2 separate regions of the Mus musculus genome follow, and region 1 is linked to region 2. The links are chromatin loops, found by intact Hi-C in ENCODE. Cell type or tissue: left cerebral cortex. All regions are shown on one strand.

What was found. Peaks named below come from ENCODE experiments on the same cell type or tissue, not always from the same donor. Only the 100,000 strongest peaks of a DNase experiment are listed, where the experiment ranks them.
Region 1: it touches region 2 in a loop (2.9-fold over the local background); 5 of 42 quality-filtered maps call a loop at or near these places.

What each region holds. Positions count from the first base shown.
Region 1 is chr11:93,817,336-93,819,835 of GRCm38, reverse strand. No RefSeq gene overlaps it. Among named protein-coding and RNA genes, the nearest start is that of Gm35148, 10 kb to the right of the region's middle. In left cerebral cortex, no CTCF peak of the experiment used is centred here; a DNase peak (open chromatin) is centred at 1,239.
Region 2 is chr11:93,470,988-93,473,487 of GRCm38, reverse strand. The region is part of intron 4 of Car10 (carbonic anhydrase 10); the gene reads right to left. Among named protein-coding and RNA genes, the nearest start is that of Gm24856, 59 kb to the right of the region's middle. In left cerebral cortex, a CTCF peak has its summit at 1,430 (motif pointing right); a DNase peak (open chromatin) is centred at 1,534; H3K4me3 peaks cover 244 bases.

The DNA.
Region 1 (2,500 bases), 350 kb before region 2:
AGTTTTGTAGGTGGGTTGGTGTCTCCATCCCTCCATTCAGGGTCCTGTCTGGCTATGAGAGGTGGTCTCTTCAGGCTTCATATCTCCCCTGTTGGGCATTTTGGCAAAGGTCACCCACATTGAGTCCTGGGAGCCTCCCCCATCCCAGGTCTCTGGTATTTCCTAGAGATCCCTCACACCCCTGGAAGCTACATATTTCCATTCATTCTTTTGGCCCTTTGGGCCTTTCTCCTGTCTCTCCCCATATCTGACCGGGGTCCTCTATTTCCTTCTTCCTCCCTTCTACCACCCAGGTCCCTTCCTCCATCTGCCTCCCATGGTATTTCGTTTCCTCTTTTAAATGGGATTTAAGCATTCTCCTGACTTTAGCCTTTCTTCTTGTTTAACTTCTTTGCCCAAATAGCTTTACTTGCAGATGCTCCTTGCAATGAGTCATGGTCTCATTGCAATGTCTGGTTTAAGACCCCTGGCTTCTGCTGCACCATCAATACTGGGTCCTCACCAGGACTCCTCCCAGGTATCCTGTTATTGCCCCGTGTCATGGAGATCCTGTGACTTTGGATCTGCAGGACTGGCCCCTTCACACACTCCAGCAGTTCATAGATGGGGTAGATGGTGGGGTGGGCCAACTTAGAGCCTGGATCTGGGCCTGGATGGTAGCTGAACTGTTTAGCCTGCCAGCTCTCCTGCCCTTACACTCTGGAGGCCAGCTCACCCTCATTCCTATCACCACAGCCATCTCTACTGTGCTGCCCAGGCAAGGTTTGGGGTCTGTACTTCCTAGTGCTGCAGCTGGTGAGGGGTGGGGCCACCCCTCCTGGCTGCTTGCCAGAAGTAGGGGTTAGGGTTGGCGGGGGTGGGGGGGTGTGGGGGGACGGGGGGCATCTCTCCCTGGCCTTTTTAATGTTGGTTCTGGTGACTGGCCTCAGATCACCACGAGTGCAAGGGGAGCATTTTACTGACTGAACCATCTTCTTAGCCTCTTCCCACACATAACTTCTCTTTACATCTCCCCACTTTGATCTGGAGAGAGGGCTGGCATGATGCTTCACTCACTGGGTAATTACTCTCTGAGTGTTACCTGTTTTCGCCTCATACCAAAGGAAAACAAACAAAAAAACCAAAGCCCCAAACTTCAAGCACAAAGAATCTGCCCCCTGGGGAGGACAACAGAATCCAACTGACACATGGCACTGGCACCTTGGCAACGGCACCAGCACCGGCAACCTGCACCGGCACTGGCACTGGCCCCCACCCAGGTCCTACGGGAGTACTGTGCCAGATTTTTGAGATGTGGCAATTCCCATCTGGAGGCCACCTGGTTATGGTAACTTTCCCCTGCCGACCACATAGCTCGGGCTGGATGCTCTCAATCCATACGTCTGGAACGCCACAGGCGCTGGCTGATATCTATAAATAGGAAGGAAGCCGTAAATGAGAGCTCATTAAGCTCTTACTGACTGCTGAAAAGTAAGTTAGAAAAAAAAATAAACAGAGCTGAACATTTGTGTAAACCTCAATCTTTTTGATGTTTTTTCAATTAGCAGAGTCATTTTTCATGAGAAAAATTAATGGCTGTCATGTGCCACCTGGCTAGAGAACCAAGTGACACATTTGTTTTAATGACCACTGTCACATCGCTGGATTTAGTTGTAAGCCATCTGGGCTGGGAGGAGTCGGCAAAGAGACTGGGCTCTTTGGGGGGTGGAGGTGGGGCTGTGTTGTATGCCAGGCACCTTGCTAGGATCACAACACACTTTATCCCCTGAGATTCCTCTGTGGGACTACGATTTCTCTCATTTTGTCAGTGAGGCTCGGAGAGGTGATGAAGCTCCCCCCAAAGTCATACAAGAGAGGCACAGGGAAGGCGATTCTCTTTATTATGACTACGCCCCAACACCACACAACACAGAGGGAGAAAGACTTGTCAGGAAGGTGGGAGTTGTCTGAAAACCTCTGACAGGCAGCCTATAACTGAAGTGGGTCTGGAAGGACATGGTAGGGGTTCGAGTGGGCAGATTCCAGCAAGAGCCACCCTGGCCCAGTGTTGCTTGGAATTCTGTTGCTGGAGATCTTTCTTGGGATAACAGAACATCTGTCATTAAGGTAAAGTTTGGAGCTGGGCTTTGGTCTCAGAGACTACCAGCGTAAGTAAGGACCCAAGCCACGGGGAGTCTCAATATAGAGGAGGTGGGTTATGAACAGCTCTGCCTCGGGCAGGCAGAGCAGGGGCTCCGTGACCTGGGCAGGATTCGTTGCAGCCCCGGGCTCCTTGAAAGAGTTTTGCTGATTGGTTTGAACTTTACCTTGAACCCGGGAGTCGGCGGAGGTGCTGAGGTTTCTCGTAGGTCCCTCTTTTCATTTTATTTCCTCTCCTATTTCTCATTACTAAAGCTCATAATTATCCTCTTGGCCCTTTTGGACGCAGGTGACTGCTATGCTCAGTCTTCCGGCAGCTTGAACACTCTTCCCTGCACACCCCACTAGGCTATCAGGAACC
Region 2 (2,500 bases):
AGAGTTTCACCTTCAGGGTGAGCAGACACACGTTGCAATAATCAACATTTCAGAGATACATGGCTCCGTTTGGTGCGGCTGCTATTTCACATCATGGCTTCAGAGCAGGGAGTATGGTAGCCAATTTGTGTCCAGTATAATAAAATGCCCATTGAGGAAAGGTAGTGTAGTGTGTGCAGTGGTGTGCTTTTTTTTGTTTTTTTTTTGTTTTTTGTTTTTTGTTTTTTGTTTTTTGTTTTTTGTTTTTTTTTTTGTTTGTTTTGAGCCCACAACCTGGGTATCTAACAGGGGAAAGCAAACAGTACCTTTTTATTTCACCCATGACCAAAGTGCTGAGTGGCCATGAAATTATTCGTACAATTGATCCTGCTGGTAGCAGGAGAGTGTATTCCCCAGTGGAGTAAGAGCCAGTTAAACATGGTCCTCTGTTCCTGGTTCTTAGCAGCAGGAAATGGTTGTGAACTGAGAGGGCCAAGGGGGAGCTATGCAACCCGTTTCTACATCTCTGCATCCTACTCTTTTAGAAGGATGCTTGGATTTCTCCTCATGAGGTCAGTTCGTGATGCCTTCCTCCTCCACACTATGTAATTCATCAGTGAGTTTGGAATGTTCATGGCAAGGCATGAATTTACTATGTTTTCCAAGTAATCTCTTCTCCCCCCGCCCCATGCCCCCCACAGCAGGACTGCCTCTTGTTTTGTTCCACTTCTTATAAGTATTTGGGACGTTTCAAAGAATGCATGTCTTTGAGTTTTCCATGGGATGCCTCACTGTCTGTGTCTCCACAGCCATTCATTTACAGTTCCCCCATCTTGCACTACCCCTAACTCTTCGTTCATCCACAACTAGCATCTTAACTTCTCGAATCTCAGATGCTCTATACAGTAAGATATGGCATGACTTAACATCCCATTCTGCAAGGAAAAAGTTATGCTGCTAATAAAGCAATGACATGCCATCCTTTGCAGAAAGCACCCCAAAGAGATGTAAGGAAATGTACCCTAAAAGCACTGTTTTCATCTCAATGACACAGCACGTAATTGTCCTCTTAACAACACACATTTGTAGTGGCATAACAGGTCTTGACCAGCAGAGCCTAAGCGATGCCTCCTTTCTTCTATTCCCATTTCCCCCTTCTCAATTCTTCAGGACCATCTATCTCATCCACCTCCATGGAACCCCACGGGTGGGATGATGTTCTCCTGTGTTGTCAGGGCACTCTGCATGTGGTCACGTGTCCGAACTCATCAGCATGCTTTATAACCGCTTTCATGAATGTTTCTTCCTACAGATACCATGAAGAATTAGCGATCATGGTGTGCATCTCATTTGTCTCCATATCCCCGGTATCTGACATGGGAACTCCTCAGCAAGGGATTGCTGAAAAATAGTTATGGACTGTTAGACACGGAGGTTCTAGACACAGCCACTAGAGGGCAGTATGGAACCATCCCAGACAAAATGGCTGCTCCCCAAGAATCTAGGTTGCAGAGGTGGAAGAAAGCTGGCCTCCTGTGGGCAAACTGGCTGAGAGCCTGGAGCCTGTATCGCTCCAAGGGCACAGTGCCATTCTACAGAATCTACTTTGAGGATGCTCCCTGAGTCTCATATCCCCCGCCAGCCTGCCCACTAGGTGCTTTTGGGAAGCTGTCTCAGCGCGTTTCCTTATTAAGAGTCAAAAGCTTTCCCCTGATTCCCACCCGAGGCAGAGGAGGGTGGAGGCCCCAGACAGGGAAAAGAAATGTCTCCCTGACATCCTCGTGCTCATTCTAACAAAAGCAGGCATATTCGAAGGACCTGCAGTATAATTGCTCCACTTTGAAGAACAACAGGTAACAGCATCAATATTTGATTTTTTTTAAAGGTTGTGTGAACAGTTTTAAATATTAAAGATGAAGGCAAAGACTTAGATCATCTTTTCATCTCCACAGTTGAAGCATTTTAAGAGGAAAACGGTGCTAATGAGCGCAGTAAGCCTGCATACCCATCAAACAGTATTTAGTTATAAGAAAGTACAATCGTTCTGGTGTGTGTGTGTGTGTGTATGTGTGTGTGTGTGTGTGTGTGTGTGTGTGTGTGTGTGTGAGTGAGAGAGAGAGAGAGAGAGAGAGAGAGAGAGAGAGAGAGAAAGAGAGAGAGACTGGAAGGCAATATCTGTAGCAGAGAAGTTTTTTGTTCATTATTTCTATAATGAGAGGAAAATAAAGCAATCGCTGGAGTAACTTTCTCCCATCTCATCGTAGGCTGTTGTGTTCTCTCAATGACTAGCCTGGGACAGGTTCTGAGAAGCCTCATAAATTAACTATCCAACTTCCTGGCTAATGAGCCCAATATGTCAATTTCCAGTGATCAAAATGATGCAATTCAATAAAGCACAGTTCACTTTGTAAGGAAATATACTTTTAATAGGGAGAACTGGAGGGTCATGGTCCTCCCGAGATAATTATGGGCTAGTGGAGTTGGAGGCGTGGAGCTGCACTTACAGTCTGGTGATCCCGTG